2 separate regions of the Homo sapiens genome follow, and region 1 is linked to region 2. Evidence: chromatin loops called from intact Hi-C (ENCODE). Cell type or tissue: IMR-90. All regions are shown on one strand. Links, peaks and the distances in the headings refer to the core of each region. The heading gives the core; the rest is flanking DNA.

Region 1 (7,420 bases), core at 919-4,918, 71 kb before region 2:
TTACCACGAGGCTGAACCATTTTTCACTAATTCTATGGGCTTTTTTTGATATTGATATCTTGGTCTCCCGAAAGTCATTCATTTTAGCTTTTTGGTAAGTCACACTGAACAAAAGTGGCCTTGTAAAAACATTTTCTAAATCTAGTTCAAGAGCCATGGGACCCTACAAATGATCAGATATGTGTAGGAAATTCTCTTTTATACCTCTTCCCTACCTCAAAATCGTTAAAAATGGTATTATTCTGTTTAGCAAGACCACAGAACAGAACTAACCCCGTTTTATCGAGCCCATCTGGAGAGATGAACATGCCTGCAATCATTGAGAAAAAGGTCAGTGCCTCTGATCTTGCTGCAGACCTTTCCCAAAGAGCTTATTTGAAAGGTGCTGAATCAATTAGTCTCCCCTGGCATGAGATTAAAGCCAGGAAGGACATAGTTGAAGATGTATTTAAAATGGTCTCACACAGATCTTTTGGAAGAAAGGGTGGAGAGAGGTGCAGGAATGCCCATCTAATGTTTTGTGATTACTAAAACACAAAACCAAAACAAACAAACTAAACCCCAGCCTATCTCAGAAATCTTTACCCCCAAGACTGAACCCAGCCTATATTGTGGCTGCCTAGTTGTAAAAAGTTCTGCCTTTATCAACAAAAAACCAGGTGGATAGGCCAAGTTAGGAGTCAGGCTTCTGGTGGACTGCCTACCCTTAGCGTGCACATATAGTCAAACCATGAACCCAACAGACTCCAGGGTTTACTATCGCTCTGGTAGCCCAGGCATTTCTTCTTTGTCACCTTTGGGTCGAAATGCTCAGAGATAAGTGCTGTACCTTAGTTTAGTTTTCTATCTCAAACCGGTCATTTAAAGCACGTGTTTTGAAAAAGAGAGATAAGGGAAGCACTTCTCCTTTTGGCCTAGGCCCCCAGTTAGAGGGCCCAGGAGAAGCAGCAGGAGGAAGGACGGCAGGAGAGCAAGCACTGACCTTTGGATGCAAATCGAGCCTTTTTAGAGGAGGAAAAGTGACAATCATTCTTAGCACACCAGTGAAGCTAGAGCCAAATATTTACTTTTTATAAAAATCAAGTCTTAGCTATCTAAATGCATTTATGCAAAAAGAAAAAAGGAAATAATTGAAGACTTTTATGTTATAAAATTTATTTATTTTAAATACCCAGCTTGAGTGAAGAATAAAACCGCATGGCTATTCTTTCCAGGGAAAATGGATTAGGTTTGGATGAAAGTTGAAGTTTTGAAATGAGTCTGAAGGTTGTTGGAGTACCCTGAGAATACAATCAACTGCTCTACATAATCATTTCCCTTAATAGTTACCTGTCAGAGCACCTATTTCTTCTACTACAGGATTAGCCCATCAGAAGTAGATCTGAGTTGGATATTTCACTGACTAAAGACTGCTCTAATATGTTTCAGTGTTTAATGTCACTTTCTTTACTGCCTATGAGATAAACTAGTGGAAAAGTATTGGCTCAAAAAGCCAGCAGGTCTGCTGGTGTTACCAGTCATGTTGCAATTGTATTTACCTATCAGAACGTTGATCTAAATAATAAACCTAACATTTCCTTCTAAACTGTCAGTGGAAAGATATATTTATTACAATGTCCTCCATCGTTGAGGAGAGAGGAGGTTTAGCTAAAGTTTAAATGAAAAAAAAAAAAAAGCACAAGCATAGGACACCACTGATATAAGCAATAGAACAGTAAACAATTATGCCCTTTGTTATGCTATATATATTTTATTTACCCATTTCAAAGGTGGAAAATAAACCTAGCCCATCTTTGGGGGGAGTTAATAAAGTATTCTGAATGCATGATCTAACAAAACTCGGGGATCGTTCTATGTTTTATTGTTACCCCCCTGCATAAAGTCTTCTGAAGCTGAAAAGAGAAAGGAAAGGGCTTTTGTGTTAGTTGATCCTTGGCTATTCTAGGGCTCAGGTTGGTGTGAAAGGGATGAGGAGGTCACTTGAAATCTCCTTTTATCTACTCTTATTTTCTCTCTGGATCAGCAACTTTGAATAGACATCATCTAATCGCTCTTAATGGAAAGAAACTATGGGAGCAACAAAAATGCCTTTACTCCAGAAGTGAATACATGCATGCGGACAGCTAGCTGAGCTTTCATAGAACTGAATCTCTGCACACATGTACTTAAAGATTTTTCAGTTCATGGATATATATGTCAATATTTCCCATACATGGGGGGCGATGATTAGGTAGGTTATTTTACCCTCATGCATAAGTATGCACACACGTCTACCTTAGAATTCTCTAACAAGCAGTCTAGGTGATACTTTCAGCTGACTCTTCATTTAGCTTTTTCATGCCCTCACTCTCTGGGCATATTTAAGTACTGAAAAAAAAAAGCAAACAATTAAGAACACAATGGACAGCTTTTTCCAGAAGTCATCTTATTTCCTTTCTGTTTTCAACTGGAAGTCACAGTGACAGGAGGATTTCTCTTCAGGGGGAGGAGATTGTGTGACAGGTGGGAGGTAATGGGGCAAGACAAGACCTTTACTTTCAATTTCTCCCCACAATTTTTTCTTTTTGCTTGGAGTTAAATTGGTTAAAATACAATAAATAGTGGAAAATAAGAGCCTGACATTAGGCAGTTTAAAAGTTTTACATGCTATAGACACGTCTCCAAATTCTTGAAGCTGAGCAATTTATCATAATTTATTTGAAATAGGAATTATCTTAGGAAGTCTCACATGCTGGTTAAAATGTCCAAGTTGTCTTCCAGGCATTGTTATAGTATTTACTTCAAAAAGAAAAACATCTCCCAGGACATTTAATATGAATGATAATCCAGAAAAGGACATTGGATTTCTAGGACTGAAAGCACTGGGCTTTACCTCCTAAGAGGAGGATGCTCCCCCCACCCCATGTTCTTCTAAGTAAAATTCTCATTGCTCCCAGAGCTTGGGACACTTTAATGTAAAATTCCATCAAGGGAATACTTGGTTACTAGGGATACAAGTTCCCATCTCAACCTGCCAACCTCTCTTCCTCTGGCTCCAGATCGCAGAGACCCTGGGCTGTCAGGGCTGGGACTTGGGGGACACCCCCCCAGGCTGCAGGCGATTGCAGTTCTAAAGTTTGAAGTTGGGTGGGGGAGGATTAATCCCTCTTTAACTCCTCTCCTTCCCACCCTCAATTCTGAACCCCAACGGATATGTTTCCCCGGGTTTCCTAGTGAATAGGAGCATAGGAGCCGCCCTGTCCAATAAAGATTAAATTAAGTAGAAGAATCCCAGCCGCTGGATATTTGGAAGCTCCGGTGGGGCGTCAAACCGACGTTTAACACATTTTTTCCACTCACTGTGCACAAATCCTGGACCTGTTGGGCTTAACTTTTAGAAAGAAAGGAAGAAAAAAAATATAAGAAAGGAAGGGGAAAAAAATCAAACAAAGTCACAGAGAAACCCCACTTTTAAGGGGAAAGTGGCTTTAAACTCAGAGTGGCTAAGGCAGAGGCTGGGCTTCCTGACCTTTCTTTTCTTTTCTTTCCACGAATCACTCCCAGAGTTGAAACCTGTCCCCCACTCCCCCAGGGCTCAGAACTTTTCTGTTTTGGCGGTCTGACTCTATGTTTATTCCTTAGGGATGATGTGGTGGCCCAGGGTCATGACTGGATGTGTGAACAAGGGGTGAGTTGAGAACCCAGTCGCTTTCTCTGTGGTGACAATTTCTAATTTTTTAAATAAAGGTTTTGGTAGCATGAACTGAGCAGTTTTCTCCGGTTACTGTCTAGCAGGAGAAACAATGGTTTTCTCTGCAGGCTTTCAGCCGCTGGACAACTAACCTTGAAGCTGAGGCCCAGTCGGGTGCCTCCTCCCCCGGGGGCCATCCCAGCCCCCAGATATCGGCTGCTCACTCCCACTTGCTCTTCTAGTCCCTGGGCGCAGTCTAGAGGGGCAAAAGGCAAGTCCCTTCGTGGCAAAGGCTTGTCCATGCAAACACAACATTGAATAAATTAAACTCAAACCAGCTAGTTGGGGTGTAGTAGTTTAGCAGGACTAATTGCAGACAATGGAGCTGAAATGACTTTTCCAATTAGCTGCTGGTTGGAGTTTAGTTGGAGGAACTGTCAGCTCCAACGATGGGTAATTGCTTTATTGCTCACAAAACTATCATCTATTTAGAACATATGTGCTAATTACTCTGGATGGGTGTCGAAAAAGAGACCATAAATCTAATAGCACTTAAAAAGGTCTGTGGTGCTTGTAAGCCGCCCCAGCCCCTTGCACATTCTCTCCTGCCCAGGTTGGCGTGATAGATGGCTGTCTTTCAGGAAGAGGAAGGTTTGGACAGGAGGCGAGGACGGGATGCTCTGGTCAAATCGCTTGGAGAGACAGCGTCCCGTGCGTGCTGTGCTGAGGCGATAAATCACTGTCATCAAAACCAGTCCCCTCTTTAGTCGCGCACTTTTCATTTTCGCAAAAGATTACTTTAGAAATCTTTTAATTGGATTATGCTGGGAAATTAATCTCCTTTAGCCTTGGTTAAATTTATTGTGGCCACTGACTGAAGGAAAGCCCTGTCACTGCAGTGAGGGCCATGTCCCCTTGTTCGTTTTTCCTCCGTCTTCCAGGATCTCCCAGTTGCGTGTGATAGTCGTGCCCCAAGTCCTCGGGAGTGACTGGAGTGAGAAAGGGTGGAAAGGCGCATCTGGGCAAAGGCCGCGGAAGTCCCCAGTGAATCCCCTTTGTCCTAAACGCTACGTTTCCGTCCCGAATTCCCTAATTCCATATCCTGCATCCCCACAGCACCTCGCCTTTACCAACAAGGGGTTCTGGAGGCCCGCTGCCGGGAAGGAGTCTGGAGTGGCAGGAAAAGAAAGTGGGGTGTGTCGGGGGAGCACTGCCAGCCAAACTCACTAGTTTGCCCTCTCCCCCGCACTCCCTTTCTGGGCCTTCGGCAGGGAGCTGCGGTCTTGCGAAGACTACTTCTCTGCGCAAAAACGCACAGCTCGTTCTTGGTGTTCTTCCTGGCACAACTCCGGAGTCACTTCCCCTTGACGTGCATGGCGCTTGAGGCCGCGGGTCTAGGGCGCTTCTCACTCCTCCTGGCTCCTCTGGCACCTGCGCATTGTCGGGCGGAGACCTCCCTTCCAGCCTCGCCGCCCTGCGCGGTCAGCCTAGTCCAGCGCGACTCCGGCAGTCGCGGGAAGCGGAGGATCCGGCCCCGCCGGCCGCGCCTCTCAGCGGGAGATAACAACATCTGCCTGAAACGGGATACCTACTTTTGCAGCTCATTTGAGCTCTTAATAGCAGCCCTCTGAGGTGTGGTTAATTGATGGGGATAAAGGCGTAATGACTTGACAGGGAGACGCCAATGATCCTTTAATATACTTTTAAAAGAACAACAACCACCCCCAAACACCGGCCTGTCTTTGCTCGGTGGGGGGAAAAGGCAGGGATCTGGAGTCTGGAATAACGGCGCTGGTGGTGTTTGTACCTGGAAGCGTCAGTGTGGGGTGAGCCCTGGCTCGCAGGGCTGGGGCACCAGAAAGAGGCCAAGGCGCCCAGCTCGGGCTGACAGCGCGTTGTTGCGTGGCTGCGGGGAGCGAGGAGGGACGGGGAGCCAGCCGAGAGAGCACCGGCTGACAGGTGACCCGGCCGATAGGCGAAGAGGAGCACGGAGCCGGGGGCATGTCGCTTCTCCCTGGGCTCTGCCCCTCTATGAGCCCTTCCCCTACGTGGGGCTGGATACCCACAAGCCGGGCGCCTCTGTCTGCCCGCCCTCCTTGACTAGAGAGACCCCGTATCTAGTTTGAGCGACATCATCAAGTGGCCGGCGGGAACAGGGGGGTTCCGCTGCTTGGACAACCTCAGGCCCCAGCGCCAGGACAGAGGCACGCGCCCGTGTGAGTGTGTGTACGTGCGCGTGCGCGCAAACCGCTCCGAAACGCACAGCTGGAGCACAGCAGCCCCGAGCACGTGGCTGTATTTAGACCAAGTCTGTCCAGAACCCCAGTGCCAGGCGTATTGGGATTTACCTGCGCGGCAGCTGGGTCCCGCCGCCCGGTCAGAGGAACCCCTGCGCACTATCCCACCCCAGACCTCCGCTTACCGTTTTCTCCTCAGTACCTTCCCTTTCTTTTGCCCGATTTCCCTTTGCTCAGTCAGTTCTAGCTGAGTCTCTAGAGGGTCAAATAAGTGTTTTTACTCGTCGCAGGTACCGAACTTAGGTTCACACAAATCCTAAAATGAAAAAAAAAATCATATTGCCTTTTCCGTTTGCAAAGGGGAACCCCCTCCAGATGTGAGCTGTGGTGTCCCTAGCAGGTTTTGCAAGTCTCTTGTTTTACCTTTGGAAAAAGATAACCTTGATGCTTCAGGTTTGAGCTCCCTCTGGAAGCAAAAAGAGAAACGACTCCAATCACCGTCTATATCTTATTGCATTGAGAGATAGCAGGTGTTTAGGCTGCAGCTATTGTCTGCCTTCCTCCCTGAGCTCACATAACAAGGATGAAAGAGTCTAAGGAACTTAGTTTCCCCAAACGCTCTTGCATAGGAGGGCGGGGAAACTTCGGAATCAAGGACTTAAAGAAATGCAATTGAGTCCCAACTCGCAAAGTGTGTCAGTCTCCATGTGGTTCCGTCCTTCCGCCGTCACTGTCTAGTCTCATCTAGTGTCGTTCTTCTGCTTTCTGTAGATCTCTAGGAACTCAGGATTCCCTGCCGCTTAGCCGTCGAGCTCCCGACCCCTCCGCATCCCTAGCCGGGAAGGACTGAGAGCTGAGCTCCAAGGTCGTGGTCTGGTCCTCAGGGATGAGGTCCCGGGTCCAGACTCTTTCCTTGGTCAGCAACTCCTGCTTAGAAGCTCCCCGCCCCGAATGGAATCGTGACCTGGCGCTAGGTCCCCCGCTGGGAGTGCCCGAGGCTTTCCTGAAGGCCCCAGGCCTTCAGGCCGCCAGGGTCCTAAGGTGCCTGTGGCGGCCCCTCGTCCGCCTGAGCCCTGAGATCAGCGCGGCCCTCGGTGCTGCAGGGCCCCAGGGCGGCCAGGAAACACCTGCCCGAAGTCCAGGCCCGGCCCCACTGCAGTCCAGGACCCTAATTCTCGAGTGTCTCTTCACGACCCTGACCCCGGAAGGGCGCTCCCTTGCGAACGAATTTTTAATTCTGCGGACTGGGATCCCTTGTAGGGGCCCCTCCGAGGGCCCCTCCCACCCCTTTCCCTGGACTAGCGAACTCCGACCCTAAGCGCGGCCCCGCAGGGAGCGGATCCCGGAAGCTAGGCCCATATCCGGCCGCGGAGCCTTGCGCGCGGGGTTGGCTGCCGGGAGGTCGACGCTAGTGCGGTCCCCCGCGCGGCGGAGGGGCCCGGGCCGCGGTATCTGCGCACTGAGACGTCGGCGGAAGGCTAGAGGCCGTGCTCTCGCCCCCGCAGAAGGCCAC
Region 2 (8,220 bases), core at 1,684-5,683:
GGAGTTTGAGACCAGCCTGGCCAACATGGTAAAACCTCGTGTCTACTAAAAATACAAAAATTAGCTGGGCATGGTGGCAGGCACCTGTAATCCCAGCTACTTGGGGGGCTGAGGTGGGAGAGTCGCTTGAACCTGGGAGGCAGAGGTTGCAGTGAGCCGAGATCGTGCCATTGCACTCCAGCCTGGGCAACAAGAGCGAGACTTCGTCTCCAAACAAAACAAAACAAAACAAAACAAAACAAAACAAAACAAAAAAAACCCCAAATCCCAAAAAACTGGTTAGGATTTCCTGTATAGGCCTAACTAGAAGCAGTACTAACACACATTTTTATCTTGTTTCTGATTTTAAAGAGAATGCTTTAAAATTTTACTATTAAATATCAGGTTAAGAGAATTTTCTTGTATTCTTAGTTTGCTAAAAGTTTCTTAATATAATATATGGATGTTGAATTTTTTTTCCTGTGTCTTTTGAAATGATCTTATGGTTTTTCTCCTAAATCTGTTAATATGGCAGATTACATTACTAAATTTAGCAATGTCAGTCTATCCTTGAATTCCTGGGATAAATCTTACTTGATTATGACACAGTTAAGTAGATATGTGTATGTAGACATAGACATTTAGATGATATAGATGGACACACTTTGCTTGACTAAATCAATTAAATTCATTAATTTATGTTGAATATTTTCATCTCTATTAGTAAATGAGCCTGCCTATAGTCTTTTCTTATCCATTTTTGCCACGTTGAGATTATACTAGTTGATATGGTTTGGCTGTGTCCCCACCCAAATCTCAACTTGAATTGTATTTCCCAGAATCCCCATGTGTTCTGGGAGGGACCCGGGGGAGCTAATTGAAACATGGGGGCTGGTCCTTCCCATGCTATTATCATGATAGTGACTAAGTCTCACGAAATATGATGGGTTTATCACGAGACTAAGTCTCACGAAATATGATGGGCTTGCTTGTTCCTCATTTTATCTTGCTGCTGCCATGTAAGAAATGCCTTTCACCACCTGCCATGATTCTGAGGCCTCCCCAGTCATGTGGAACTGTAAGTTCAATTAAACCTCTTTTTCTTCCCAGTCTTGGGTACATCTTTATCAGCAGCATGAAAATAGACTAATACAGTCAATTTGTACCAGTAGAGTGGGGTGTTGCTGAAAAGATACCTGAAAATGTGGAAGCGACTTTGGAAATGGGTAACAGGCAGAGATTGGAACAGTTTGGAGGGCTCAGAAGAAGATAGGAAAATGTGGGAAAGTTTGGAACATCCTAGAAATTTGTTGAATGGCTTTGAAAAGAAGCTGATAGTGATATGAACAATAAGGTCCAGACTGAGATGATCTCAGATGGAGATGAGGTACTTGTTGGGAACTGGAGCAAAGGTGACTCTTGTTACGTTTTAGCAAAGAGACTGGTGGCATTTTGCCCCTGCCCTAGAGATTTGTGGAACTCTGAACTTGAGAGAGATGATTTGGGGTATCTGGAAGAAGAAATTTATAAGCAGCAAAGCATTCAAAAAGTGACTTGGGTGCTGTTAAAAGCATTCTGTTTTAAAAGGGAAACAGAGCATAAAAGTTCCTGATGATTCAGTAGCCTCATGATGCAGTAGAAAAGAAAAACCCATTTTTCTGAGGAGAAATTCAAGCCAGCTGCAGAAATTTGCATAAGTAGCAAGGAGCCTAATGTTAATCCCCAAGACCGTGGGGAAAATGTCTCCAGGCCATGTCTCTAGGCCATGTCAGAGACCTTCACAGCAGGCCCTCCCATCACAAGCCTGGAGGCCCGGAAGAAAAATGTGGTTTTGGGGCCAGGCCCAGGGTCCCCATGCTGTGTGCAGCCTAGGAACTTGGTGCCTTTTGTCCCAGCCGCTCCAGTCATGGCTGAAAGGGGCCAATGTAAAGCTTGGGCTGTGGCTTCAGAGGGTGGAAGCCCCAAGCCTTGGCAGCTTCCCAGTGGTATTGAGCCTGCAAGGGCACAGAAGTCAAGAATTGAGGTTTGGAAACCTCTGCCTGGATTTCAGAAGATGTGTGGAAACTCCAGGATGCACAGACAAAAGTTTGCTGCAGGGGCAGGGCCCTCATGGAGAACCTCTGCTGGGGCAGTGCAGAAGGGAAATGTGGGGTTGGAGTCCCTACAGAGAGTTCCTACTGGGGCATTTCCTAGTGGAGCTGTGAGAAGAGGGGCACCGTCTTCCAGACCCCAGAATGGTAGACCACTGACAGCTTTCACCATGCACCTGGAAAAGCTGCAGACACGCAACATTAGCCTGTGAAAGCAGCTGGGAAGGGAGGCTATACCCTGCAAAGCCACAGGGATGGAGCTGCCCAAGACCATGGGAACCGACCTCTTGCATCAGCATGACCTGAATGTGAGACCTGGAGTCAAAGGAGATCATTTAATTTGACTGCCCTACTGGATTTTGGACTTGCATGGGCCCTGTAACCACTTTGTTTTGGCCAATTTCTTTCATTTGGAACAGCTGTATTTACCCAATACCTGTACCCCCATTGTATTTAGGAAGTAACTAGATTGCTCTTGATTTTACAGGCTTATAGGCGGAAGGGACTTGCCTGGTCTCAGATGAGACTTTCGACTGTGGACTTTTAGGTTAATACTGAAATGAGTTAAGACTTTGGAGGACTGTTGGGAAGGCATGATTGGTTTTGAGATGTAAGAACATGAGATTTGGTGGGACCAGGGGCAGGATGATATGGTTTGGCTGTGTCCCTACCCAAATATCAACTTGAATTGTATCTCCCAGAATTCCCATGTATTGTGGGAGGGACCCAGGGGGAGGTAATTGAATCATGGGGGCTGATCTTTCCTGTGCTATTCTCATGACAGTGACTAAGTTTCAGGAGATCTGATGGGTTTATCAGGGGTTTCCACTTTTGCTTCTTCCTCATTTTCTCTTGCTGCTGCCATGTAAGAAGTGCCTTTTGCCTCCCACCGTGATTCTGAGGCCTCCCCAGCCATGTGGAACTGTAAGTTCAATTCTTTCAATTCTTTTTCTTCTCAGTCTCGAGTATGCCTTTATCAGCAGCATGAAAATGGACTAATACCCTAGTCTTATAAGATGAGCTGGATAGCTTTTCCTATTTTTTATTCTCTGGAATATCATGCTTAAAATAGGGGTTACCTGTTTCTTTAAGATTTGGTGATACTTGTCTATAAACTTTTGACTGAGGTTTTCATCATATTTTTGACTGCTGAATTAATTTCTTTGATATCTTGAATATGTTCATGTTTTCTATATTCTTCTTTAGTCAAATTTAGTTTGTTTGTACAGAATATTCCAAAAGTCTTAGTGCAGTTTTAAGCTTAAATGACTTCAAGAGTATAAATGACATGGACTTATACAACAATGATCTGCAATTTATTTAACTTTTTTTGAATTTTATGGCTTCTGAATAACAAATTGTAATTTTTTGTTCCAATCAGTATTTGCCATATTTAGAGGAACTGAAACAAAAAATTAGAATTAAAAATTTATTATTAAATTTCTTTACAAGATTTTTTTTCCTCCTTTTTGTCTTGTGCAATTTATTTGTTGAGGAAACCAGCTTATTAGTCTGCAAAGTTTCCCACTGTCTTAGGAATTCCTAGACAACCCCCAGATTCAGTGACTCACTAGGAGGACTCACAGGACTCAGCATATAGCCATGCTCATGTGTGATTTATTATAGCAAAGGATACAAAGCAATACCAGTAAAGGGAAAAGGCAAATGGAGCAAAGTCTGGAGGAAACCAGCCACAAGCCTTGAAAAGTCCTCTGCTCATGGAGTCACACAGGATGAACCTAATTCCCTCAGGAACAAGTTGTGACAACACATGTGAAATGTCTACCAGGGAAGCTCACTGGAGACTTTGTGCCCAGGATGTTTATTAGAGGCTGCTTATCTAGGCATCCTCTGCCTGGCATATACAAAATTCCAGACTCTCAGAAAGAGAGGAGGTGTTTAGTTTAAACCACGTTGTACAAACTGTTTAGGCACAGTGACCTCTCTTATTAGTTCTGGGACTGGTGGCAACACTTCGAAATCCAAGTTCACAAGGCCAACATTGCAAACAGTTTGTTCTAAAAAACTTTTCTATTTCGAATTTGGGATTATAGAAGTTTTACTTAACATTTTTGGTTTTATGTTTGTGTTTTTTTCCCTCTTACGCTAAAACTCTTGGTTCCTAGTATAATAACATTAATGAAATTAATCTCTATTTTAATATCAGTGTAACAATACCAATGCTATTACTAACAATATGGTTACTGGGAAACAGTTTACAATTTTTTTACAGTTCTTTTGGTTCTTGCTGTATATCCCACTTAGAATTTATAATCAAATTACTCTGTTTAATGTCACTTGAAATAATTGTTCTCCATGTTTAAGCTAGCAACTTGATACATAAGTTAGTTTATTTCATTTTACTTTCAAATTTTGGGAATAGTTTTTAACATTCTTGATTCAGTTTTGCTTTATAATTATGTTAGAAATTTTTATAGTTTCAGAGTCAAAACTAGAAAATGAGGTAAATTTGGTGAAGTCTAGTTTCTATCCTTCTCACTTTGCCCTTTTCTCTCCTTTCCCATAGGTAAACAATGTAATTAGCTTTTGATTTATCTTTCTTTTGTGTCTGCTTTTAAAATGGAATTAAATTTGTATTGTTTTCTTAGATAAATGCAGGCATACTATTGACACTGTCCAGCCCCTAGTTTTTTTCATTTGATAATATTTCTTAGCAATTACACTATAACATTATATAAAATTCCTTACTAGCAGCTATTTCTTATCTGGCATGGGATTACCATCATACCATGGGCCCCAAACCTATCTTTAGGGTTTGATTGGTTATAGAAAACTTTTTCCTACCCAGAGCTTTTGGCAGAGAACTGGCAAAAAAACTGCTCTCCTGGGCTAGTGAGTAAATATTTTGTTTTTGCTTTTAATATCCCTTTTCAATGGAATAAGCCATCTTTTGAATATCTGAACCTTTTATTCAGGTACCTCAGTTATTTCATTCTAACTTCACTACTTACATGGGCCCCAAACCACATATCCTGTCCTGACAGATGGACCTTAAAACCTTAGCTACTGGCCCCTAGGTTCAGTTTCTACGTTATATGTTCTTAAGTTGTTATGCTGTCTGCATATACTCTTGTAACTTTGGCTTTGGGTTACCTCTTTGTTGAACCCTGGGTATTTCTAAGCTATATACCTTTTTTGGGGGTTAGATGTTTTCTAGCATTTCTCTGTGTTTGGAGAAAGCGCAGTTCACTGTCATGTTGCAAGTAGATCAAATGTGTTTACAGACATACCTCAGAGATATTGCAAGTTCAGCTCCAGACCACTGTAATATTAAAGTGGATATTGCGATAAAGTGAGTCTCACACATTTTTTGGTTTCCCAGTGCATATAAAAGTTATGTTTACACTATACTGCAGTCTATTTATATATGTGCAGTAGAAAAACATTATGTCTAAAAAAACAGTTTACATACTTTAATTTAAAAATACATTATTCCTAAAAATTGCTAACAATCATCTGAGCCTTCAGTGAGTTGTAGTCTTTTTGCTGATAGAGGGTCTTTCCTCAGTGTTGATGGCTGGTGACTGATCAAGGTTGTGGTTGCTGAAGGTTGGGGTTGCTGTGGCAATTTTTAAAAAATAAGACAACAATGAAGTTTGCCCTATCGATTGACTCTGTCTTTCATGAAAAATTTCTCTGTAGCATATGACACTGTTTGAGAGCATTTTATGCCACAATAGAACTTCTTTCAAAATTGGAGTTAGTTCTCTCAAACCCTGCTGCTGCTTTATCAACTAAGTTTATGGAATATTTCAAATACTTTGTTGTTCACAACAATGATACAATGTACATATAATAGCATCTTCACCAGAAGTAGATTCTATTTCAGAAAACCACTTTTGGCAGGGTATGGTGGCTCATACCTGTAATCTCAGCACTTTGGGAGGCAGAGACAGGTGGATCACTTGAGGTCAGGAGTTCGAGACCAGCCTGGACAACATAGTGAAACTCAGTCTCTACTAAAAATACAAAAATTAGCTGGGTATGGTGGTGGACACCTGTAATCCTAGCTACTCAGGAGGCTGAGGCAGGAGAATCACTTGAACCCAGGACACGGAGGTTGCTGTGAGCCCAGATTGCACCACTGCACTCCAGCCTGGGTGAAAGAGCAAGAACCTGTCTCAAAAAAAAAAAAAAATTCCCCCAAACAACAACAACAACAACAACAACAACAAAAACCTTACTAAAAAAAAAAACAACTCACTTTCTTTGCTCATTCATGAGAAGCAACTCCTCATTTTTAAAAGTTTTATCGTAAGATTACAGCAATTCAGTCACATCTTTAGGCTCTACTTCTAATTATAGTTCTTTTGCTATTTCTGTCATACATGCAGTTATTTCTTCCACTGACATCTTGAACCCCTCAGTCATCCATGAGGCTTGGAATCAACTTCTTCCAAACTCCTGCTCATGTTGATATTTTGATCTCCTTTTATGAAACATGGATGTTTTAATAGCATCTAGAATGAGAAATCTTTTCCAGAAGGCTTTCAATTGACTTTGCCCAGATCCATCAGAGGAATCGCTATCTATGACAGGTATGGCCTTACAAAATGTATTTTTTAATTAATAAGACTTGAGGTAGGGCGCAGGTGGCTCACACTGTAATCCTATCACTTTGGGAGGCCGAGGCAGGCAGATTGCCTGAGCTCAGGAGTACAGGAGTTCTGTACAAAAAATACAAAAAATTTGCTGGGCATGGTGGCACACACCTGTAGTCCCAGCTACTCAGGAGGCTTTGAGGCACTAGAATCTCTTGAACCTGGGAGGCAGAGGTTGTAGTGAGCTGAGATTGTGCCAGCATATTCCAGCCTGGGCAACAGAGCAAGACCCTGTTTCAAGAAAAAAAAATTTAGTAAGACTTGAAAGTCAAAATTACTCCTTGATCTATGGGCTGCAGAATGGATGTTGTATTAGCAGTCAAGAAAACAATGTGAATCTTTTTGTCATCTCCATCAGAGCTCTTGGGTGATCAGGTGCATTGTTAATGAGCAGTACTATTTTGAGAGGAATCTTTTTTTTTTTCCCCTGAGCAATGGGTCTCATTGAAAGGCTTAAAATATTCAGTAAAACATGCAGTAAACAGATGTACTGTCATCTAAGTTTTGTTGTTCCATTTATAGAGCACAGGCACAAAAGATTTAGCATAATTCTTAAGGGCCCCAGTGTTTTGGAATAGCAAATGAGCATTGGCTCCAACCTAAAGTCACCAGCTGCATTAGCCCCTAGCAAGAGTCAGCCTGTCCTTTGAAGCTTTAAAGTCAGGCATTGACCTCTCCTCTATAGCTGTGAAAGCCTAGGTGTCATCTTCTTTCAACCGAAGGCTGTTTCATCTACATTGAAAATATGTTGTTTGGTGTAGCCATCTTTGTCAGTGATCTTAGCTAGATCTTTGGATAACTTGCTGCAGCTTCTACATCAGCACTTGCTGCTTCATCTTGTGCTTTTTTGTTCTGGAGATGGCTTCTTTCGTTAAACCTCGTGAACCAACCTCTGCTAGCTCCCAATCTTTCTTTCGCAGCTTCTTCACCTCTCTTAGCCTTCATAGAATTGAAGAAAATTGGATTCTTGATGTGGATTAGGTTTTGGCTTAAGGGAATGCTGTAGCTGGTTTGATCTTCTATCCAGGCCCCTAAAGCTTTCTCTGCATCAGCAATAAGGCTGTTTTGCTTTCTTATCATTCATGTGTTCACAGGAGTAGCACTTTTAATTTCCTTCAAAAACTTTTACTTTACATTCGTAACTTGGCTGTTTGGCACAAGAGGCCTAGCTTTTGTCCTGTCTGGTGAGAGATGTGAGACTCTTCCTTTCACTGCAATATTTAGAGGCCATTGTAGGGTTATTCATTGGCCCAATTTCAATATGTTGTGTCTGGGAATAGGGAGGCCCAAGGAGAGAGAAACAGATAGAGGAACTGCTGGTTGGTGGAGCAGTCAGAATGTGTACATTTATTAAGTTTGCTTATGGGCATGGTCCGTGGTGCCTCAAACAATGACAATAGTAACATCAAAGATCACTGATCACAGATCACCATACCAGATACAGTAATAATGAAAAAGTTGGAAATATTGTGAGAATTACCAAATTGTGACCCAGAGACACAAAGTGAGCATATGCTGTTGGAAAAATA

The links. A loop is a pair of places that touch in the nucleus more often than their neighbours do. Peaks named below come from ENCODE experiments on the same cell type or tissue, not always from the same donor. Only the 100,000 strongest peaks of a DNase experiment are listed, where the experiment ranks them.
Region 1: a loop joins it to region 2, with 3 times the contacts of the local background. A loop is called at or near these places in 4 of 110 quality-filtered maps.

What each region holds. Positions count from the first base shown.
Region 1 is chr5:93,570,685-93,578,104 of GRCh38, reverse strand. The region is part of intron 1 of NR2F1-AS1 (NR2F1 regulatory antisense RNA 1); the gene reads left to right. It overlaps LOC124901026 (a long non-coding RNA gene), which reads right to left and starts at 6,423. Exons shown (of 3, transcript XR_007058871.1): 1 at 6,331-6,423; 2 at 6,093-6,223; 3 at 3,288-3,370. RefSeq lists a silencer at 7,343-7,420. In IMR-90, for the core only: no CTCF peak of the experiment used is centred there; no DNase peak of the experiment used is centred there; H3K4me3 peaks cover 322 bases; H3K27ac peaks cover 1,132 bases.
Region 2 is chr5:93,499,365-93,507,584 of GRCh38, reverse strand. All of the region lies in intron 4 of NR2F1-AS1 (NR2F1 regulatory antisense RNA 1), which reads left to right. Among named protein-coding and RNA genes, the nearest start is that of NR2F1-AS1, 78 kb to the left of the region's middle. RefSeq lists an enhancer at 1,885-2,385. In IMR-90, for the core only: no CTCF peak of the experiment used is centred there; a DNase peak (open chromatin) is centred at 3,634; H3K27ac peaks cover 402 bases.